Regions from separate parts of the Homo sapiens genome. Here region 2 is linked to region 1. The links are chromatin loops, found by intact Hi-C in ENCODE. Cell type or tissue: heart left ventricle. All regions are shown on one strand.

Region 1 (4,000 bases):
TGCAGTAGACACTCACTGGACACAGTGGCATCGCTGCCAGATCTTGGAAAGTAGAGAAAGCCCCTGGGATGGTTACAGTAACTCCCAACCCAGAGCCACCTGCTACGGATGGGTTTTTGTTATGGTTCAAATTATGTCTCCCAAAAAGATACATCTTAACCTCCACTACCTTGAAATATGATCTTATTTGAAAATAAGGACGTTGCAGATGAAATGAGGTTAAGACGAGGTCACACTGGAGTAGGGTGGGCCCCTAATCCAATATGACTGGTGTCTTTATAAGAAGAGAAGACACACAAAGACAGACACACAGAGACAAGACAGCCCGGTGAAGACAGAGGCAGAGATTGTGTGATGCCGCCACACACCAAGGAACACTCAGGACTGCCCACAGCCGCCAGAAGCTGGAAGAGCAGGAAGGATCCTCCCCTGCAGGGTTCAGAGGGGGCACGGCCCTGCAGACACCTTGATTTTGGACTTGTAGCCCTTGGAACTGTGAGACAATCAAGTTCTGCTGTTTTAAGCCACCCAGTTTGGAGTACTTGGTTGATATTAGCTCTAGGACACTAAGACAGATTTTCACTGATCTCTTTCCAGGTTTCCAAAGGTAGATTTAACCATTTGAATGGAAACCATGCGCCAGCCACTTTTGTGGGGGGTTTCCCAAAGTGTGTTCTGGAACTGCAGGATGTCGACGGTTGTTGATGGTTGACCTGGAAAAATATGTGAAAAGGGGTTCTGTGGTCGACACGATTTGGATGTGTGTCCAAGCCCAAATCTCATGTCAAATTATAATCCCCAGTGTTGGAGGTGGGGCCAGGTGGGAGGTGACTGGATCACAGGAGCGGATTTCTCATGAATGGTTTAGCGCCATCCCGTCAGTGCAGGTCTCATGATGGTGAGTGCTTACAAGGTCTGATTGTTCAAAGGGGTGCATGACCTCCCCTCTCTCTCTCTTGCTCGTGCTCCCGCCACGTAAGACGCCTGCTCCCATTTTGTCTTTCGCCATGAGTAAAAGCTCCCTGAGGCCCTCCCAGAAGTAGATGCCACCACACTTCCTATACATGCCTGCAGAATCATGAGCCAATTAAGCCTCTTTTCTTGGCGGGGCATGGTGGCTCACGCTTGATATCCCAGCACTTTAGGAGGCTGAGGCGGGTGGATCACCTGAGGTCAGGAGTTCAAGACCAGCCTGGCCAACATGGCAAAACATCGTCTCTACTAAAAATACTAAAATTAGCCGGGCATGGTGGTGCACACCTGTAATCCCAGCTACTCGAGAGGTTGAGGCGCAAGAATCGCTTAAACCCAGGAGGCGGAGGTTGCAGTTAGCTGAGATCACACCACTACACTCCAGCCTGAGAGACACGGTGAGACTCCTTCTAAAAAAAAAAAACAAAAAACTCTTTTCTTATAAATGACCTAGTCTCAGGTATGTATTTGTAGCAATTCGAGAACAGACTAATACAGTGGTCAAGTAATCAGGGAACAGTTGAACAGTTTCTTGCACGACTTCTCAGGGCCTTTAACATGCTAGTGTGTCTTGTGAATACCCATGAGCGGATACAGGAATGGTTGTCCTACTTCTATTTTTTTGTTTTTTTAGTTTTGATTTTTTATTTTGTCCTAAATTTATGTAACCACAGAAGCCTCTTCTCAGAGCCTCTGGTGGGATTTGCCTCTGTAGAGTGGAGCTGGGAAAATCCTGCAAGAGCGAGTCCAGTGGTAACAGAGGAAAAGGCCCATGTTCAGGGAGTTTGGAGCTCCCCATATGGAAGATGCATTTGCCTCCCTGTGGGATAACCTCAGGGCCACTTTAGGTTCATGGGGCTGCAAGCTGGTGCTCTACAGATCTGCAGCAAGAGTGTGACTTCCAGTCCTGTGTTGCACTGAATTCCAGGGACCGCGTGTGTCCCCGTTCCCCTCCCCAGCCACCCCCCACCACCCCCCATACACATAGTTGGCATTTAACCTTGCCAAATATCTTTGGTATGGCAATAGAATGATCTGGCTCCTAAAGAAAGAAGTCAGAGTTCAAAATGCTGAGTCATTCACCACGAGAGCAGTGCCTGAGGAGAAGTAGGTCAGCCTGGGCCGAGCCTCCCCACCCCTCCTTGGCATCAAAAGCACCCAGCACAGTAAAGGCAGCTCACACATGGCCGGGGCTGTTCTACAGGCTCTATCTGTATCCACTCTTTAAAGCCTCATGACAATGCTACAAGGGGTAACTGTGAGTCTCCTGAAATTCCAGATAGGAAACTGAGGCACAAGGAAGGGAGGAGGGATGGACCCCCAGCAACCCGGCCACATCCCTAACCAGAAACAAAGGATGGATCATCCTAGACACTGCAGCAAAAGACAAGAGTTAACCACTCATTCCCCAAACACAGGAGCAGACCCCACCCTTGAGAAGCTTGCACTGATGGAGACAGACAAGCAGCACCCCCACGGCAACAGCAGTGGGCAACAACCTGCTAGGAGGAGGCCCGATGCCATGGGAGTACCAGTAGGGGTACCCCGCCTGGACTTTGGAGGTGGTGGTACTCAGGGAGAGCTTCCTGGAGGAGGCAGTCTCTAAGCCAGGTTCTGAGAACAAGTGGGAGTTAGCCAGGTGAAGTAACTTTAACATGCTAGTGTGCCTTGTGAATACCCATGAGAGGATACAGGAGTGGTTGTTTCAGCCCAAGGATGCACCTGTGCAGAAACTTAGAAGCCAGGAGACAGCAAGGGCCTTTTGGGGAACTTGGGGAGGAACAGAGTAAGAAGCCGAAGCCAGCTGCCATCAAGGAAGCTCTCTGACCCACAGCCACGCTGTAAGTTGGAAAGTCTGGATTCAAATCCTGACTCCATTTATTCCTAGCTGAGTGACCGTGGGCTGTTAAACAACCTTTCTGGGCCTCAGCTTCCATATCTGGAAAATGCAGAAAGGAACAGTACCTTCCACACAGGGCTGTTGTGTGGGTGAAAGGATCTGCTGTGTATCAAGCACTTGGCCTAGGCATAAGGAAGCACTAAGTGGTGTCCACATCGTCATTGGGTAGGAGTCAGCCCAAGCCCTCCAGCAATTCAGCAAGAGTTACACAAAGTTACATTCAGTCCTGCAGAGCAGGTCCAGCTAAGTACAAAGGCAGGCTTGGGGCTTCCAGGAAAGGGGAGAAGCAGCCGGTGAGACCACAGGAACATCCGCCCTCCCCGCCCTGGCCCCAGGCCTCCGGGTTGCCTCCTCCTTCCCAAGGTAAGGCCCTGCCAAGAAATTCCACTGAAATTCCAAGAAAGTTCACTTTGAGTTTCACCCAGTCCCTAAATGGAAACACGCATGCGCACGTGCACACACACATGTGCACACGCACACACAGCATGAGGGGAAACCTAGAGCATCTTTATTTTATCCCCACCATGAAGCGGACTGGTTTGGAAAAGTACCCTGCCTGCCTCTTCATGGGGCTGGGTGTGGTCCTGAGCAAGATGGCAGGAGGTGGACGTGAAACCCATCTCTTCCCCCGCCGTGGGGACATCATTTCTCATTGGGAGTTGGCAGAAGGAGCTGTGATAAGGGGCGTCCTCTCTCCAAGCCTTGGGGATCTGGAAGGGATGCAGGTGATTCCACCCATAAAAAGCATCCTGGCAGATCCCCAAGCTGGGCCACCTGCATCTGCAGCATTTCTCATGAGGCCTCCTCATGTAGATTCATGGAAAACTTGGTAGGGTACTTTTCAGGTGGACATTTGACTATCTTAAGCAGGTGCACCCCTTTAAAATGGGATCTGGAGCCGATTACCCCCACCCTGAGTGAGAAGTGCACCTGATGGGGGAACTTATCACCCGTGGCCTCAGATTGTTAAGCGACAGCTCCAGCCCCTTGATCTTGGTGTGCCCTCGGCTCTCCAGACTGGTAGCTTTCAGGTCAGCAGCAGCCATGGGGAGGAAGTGTGCCTTATTCTGGTTTAGAAAGCACTCTGGTGCTTCAGCTTCTGAGCACCTATCCTTTAAAATGCCCCCT
Region 2 (4,000 bases), 91 kb before region 1:
GAAGAAGTTAGGTGTTTTTACTTCTTTATCCTATTCTGCATTGTGTGAATTTTTTAAATGACTATGTAATATATTTACAGACAGGAAAAAAGTGGAAATGTCACCTAGGAAACTTATCTCTCTTTTATATAAAAACATGGACTTTGAGTCCTTAGAAACCCTGCCTCCTCCACCACCCCCTGCCGATTCCCCTGCTACCAACTCCTGTAATGGAATCTGACTGACCTTGGCGTTGCTCTTCTCACTGGCCCAGGAGAATCAAATCCATGCTGTATGTGTGTGGCGGGGATGGGGAGCACCAAGCCCCAGGGAGGCCTTTGTGCAGATGCCAAGGAATAAGTTTCCCTTCCCAGCTGTCTGCAAACAGAGCAAAGAAATTACCCATGAAACCAACTCCAGCCATGTTAGAAAAAAATCCTTCCATCCAAGTCATAATATTTTTAGAGTGAGATTTACTTTACAATATTTTAATAACTGCAGCATGGTGACTGGAAGTCCTTTGCAGCTGGTCTCCGGGGCCTTCCTGGGACGTTGCACTTAATGAGGTTTATAATTCAATATAACTACATCTGCATCTTTAATTATGCCTAACATTTAATCTTCATTGCTGCACTTGAATTGGAAGAGCTAAAATTAGGCCTGCTTTAGTTTAATCTGATAATAAACATCCATGACATTTAGAGAAAAATGTACTCATTTCATTAGAGTGGCCGAAACATTTGCCATTTGCCTGAACTGAACAAATACTCTCAACAGCCCATCCAACTGTAACAAAGAACATTGTTTTAAACAATTCCCTTGTAGACTCCTGGAACTCTAGAGCTGACAAGGACCTTGGAGGTTAAGTAGTCCAATATCACCACTTTGCCAGTGAGGGCACTAAGGCCCACAGAGGTTAAGTCATTTGTCCAAAGTCACACAGCAAATTAGCAGGTATTACAGGAAACAGAACCCAGGATTCTTTTTATTTTTTTAAGAGTAAAGTGATAGCAAGTTTATTAAGAAAGTATAGGAATAAAAGAATGGGAATAAAAGAATGGCTACTCCATCTGCAGAGCACCAGGATTCTTAAGTCTCTGGCCAAAACAATCTTTGTCATTCTTCTACTGCCAACCTGGGACATCATTTTTTGATGGCTAAGTCTCCCTCTGAGCAACCATCACCTCCCTTTTTTTTTATGGAATTCAGACAGGATGTCATTCAAGTACCTATATTGAGCCTCACAGCCTGACCCCAAACGCAAACTAATAAGAAAATATAAAAGGCAAGATGTTAAAAGACACACCGTCATTAAAACCAAGACAAACATCTCCGTGAACCAAAACCCAAGTAAATAAAGCATAAAATGGGCTGCTGAAGCTTGAGCCGATTTGGCTGCAGGTTCAAAAGGAGACAGAGAACCTGTTTGAGCTTTGATTTAACCTGGGCAGTGGCTGAAAAAAAAAACCTGCTACTGACCACTGCCACGGGGGACCATTTGTCTGAACCTGATTACATAGAAAGAATAGAGAGGTCAGAGGGAGCAGACAGATTCTCCAACAACATCTGGGCCAAGCTGCCCACTGAATTAGTGACAGGGACTGCACATCCCTGGGAAGGCGAAGGGGAAGGGGGAAAGGAGAGAGAGGGAAGGAGAGAAGGAGGGAGAAAGGAAGGAGAGAAAAAGCAAGGAATTAAATAGACACCACTGAAAATCAAATTGCTGGCATGTAAGAAAGCTTTGAGATAATCACACTACTGCAGAGGAAATATATGCAGAGATTAGAGCAATTAGAACATAACAGCTATTTTTTTGAAATGATCTAACACAGAATAGCTGGTACCTTTGAAATAAAGAACTGTCATGGTTAATGTTACGTGTCTACTTGTCTAGACTATGGTGGCTAAAAAGTTTGATTAACACCCATCTAGATGTTGCTATGAAGGTATTCTTTAGATGTGGTTAACTTTTAAATCAGTAGACTTTTAGTTAACAGAATACTCTCATCTGTAATCCAATGTGGGTGGGCCTCAACCAATCAGTTGAAGACCTTAAAAGAAAAAGACTGATGTCCTTCAAGGAAGAAGGAATTCTGCCTTCCGACTGCCTTTAGATTTGAGGCTGCCACATTAGCTCTTCCTGGGTCTCCTGCCTGCCTAGATTTTGGACTTGCCAACTCCCACCATTGCATGAGCGAATTCCTTAAAATCTCTCTCTTTCTCCATATACTTATTTATATTTATTTTTGTATCTGTATTTATATTTAGTTTTGTTTCTCCAGAGGACCCTAATACAAAAACTCAAGAAAATTTTTAAACAGTGTGTTCACATTCACGTGGTTGAAAAATCACATATGTGATAAGACAAAAGGAAAAGGGAAATTTTTAAATTTTTTAACAGAATATTACAAAATAAAATAAAAAGTATATTCAGAAGGATAATTCAGGGAGGATTCCCCCAAAATGAAGGAATCACTAAATCTGACCATTGAGAGGGCATACCATGTAACAAATAAAAATGATATTGAATGCTCAATATTAAGGCATATCCTGCTGAAGCCATTGAACTTGAAAATAAAGTACTTTCTTCAGTACAATGACAATTAATACACGTTGAGGGAATGGCACAATTAGACAATGACAATTTGCAAACCATCATAACGATAATTGACTCAGGCAAGAATCATTAGCAGAGGCTAAAACTTGTGGGTGAAAATTTCAGGATGAACAAGATATTGTCATAGTCTCAAAATACCTCCCCACAAAATACCAATTTCCTACAAAGGTGAAAATAGCAACCATGAAAGTGGAAAAGCCCAGCAGACACCACCGTAACCAAGTAACCAAAGTTACTGTCCGAAGCCATGGCGCAAGGAACACAGCACTGCTATGTGACTCATTCCACTTCTCTAGGCTTGCTATTTTGTCGTTAACCCATTCTCACCTGTGAAGCCATCTACTCTCTGCTTCACACTATCTTGGACTGTCAGCTTTTAGGAGGCAGGGATTGGTCTGCTTAATTTATCCTGAAGGAGCTGGGCAAGAGGCAGATGTTTCCGACCTCATACAGGTGCACCTCAGAAGGGCCTTTACACCCAATCCTTTATTTGACCCTCACAACCTGAAAGCTAAGTCAAACAGGTTTTTCTCTCATTTCTACAAATGCAAAAACAAAGGCTCAGAGAGGTGAAGCCACCTGCCCAAAGTCACACAACTAGCAAGTGGTCAAGCCCAGATATCCTGGCTCCAACAAGATGCTGCAGTAGACACTGTGGTTGATGCCTCAACATCCATCCCAGCCCTGTCCCTCTGTGTGGCCACAGTTATTTCAGGGACTGGCCCTGCCTCCAGATGGGCCTCACTTAGTCAATATGAATTATAGAATCCCATCCCTCTTCATCAGGGATTGGATCAAAAGCCCAGCCTGAGCTTGTCCCTACCTTGTGCCACCTACCTTGTCCCAGGAATTGGTTCTTGCCAATAAGACACAAAAAGTCTGCTGGCCAGGCGCAGTGGCTCACGCCTGTAATCCCAGCACTTTGGGAGACCAAGGCGGGCGGATCACAAGGTCAGGAGATCGAGACCATCCTGGCTAACATGATGAAACCCCATCTGTACTAAAAATACAAAAAAATGAGCCAGGCATGGTGGCGGGCGCCTGTAGTCCCAGCTACTCAGGAGGCTGTGGCAGGAGAATGGCATGAATCTGGGAGGCAGAGCTTGCAGTGAGCCGAGATCGCGCCACTGCACTCCAGCCTGGGCAACAGTGCGAGACTCTGTCTCAAACAAACAAACAAAAAAAAGACATAAGTAGTCTGCTGAGGGCTTTTAGGGAATTTTTCCTTACTATTAAAGGACAAGATTAGACCAGGCCAGATGGCTCACACCTGAAATCCTACAACTCTGGGAGGCCAATGTGGGCAGATTGTGTGAATTCAGGAGTTTGAGACCCGCCTAGGCAACAGCAAAACCCCATCTCTACAAAAAATATAGAAATTGGCTGAGCATGGTCGTGCATGCC

The links. Peaks named below come from ENCODE experiments on the same cell type or tissue, not always from the same donor. Only the 100,000 strongest peaks of a DNase experiment are listed, where the experiment ranks them.
Region 2: a loop joins it to region 1, with 2.4 times the contacts of the local background. A loop is called at or near these places in 1 of 110 quality-filtered maps.

What each region holds. Positions count from the first base shown.
Region 1 is chr10:118,957,221-118,961,220 of GRCh38, forward strand. The region is part of intron 2 of LINC03036 (long intergenic non-protein coding RNA 3036); the gene reads right to left. Among named protein-coding and RNA genes, the nearest start is that of LINC03036, 70 kb to the right of the region's middle. RefSeq lists enhancers at 1,725-2,455, 2,456-3,185. In heart left ventricle, no CTCF peak of the experiment used is centred here; a DNase peak (open chromatin) is centred at 2,111; H3K27ac peaks cover 972 bases.
Region 2 is chr10:118,865,962-118,869,961 of GRCh38, forward strand. LINC03036 (long intergenic non-protein coding RNA 3036) reads right to left here. Exons shown (of 4, transcript NR_186540.1): 3 at 226-357. Among named protein-coding and RNA genes, the nearest start is that of CACUL1, 110 kb to the left of the region's middle. RefSeq lists an enhancer at 1-270. In heart left ventricle, no CTCF peak of the experiment used is centred here; no DNase peak of the experiment used is centred here.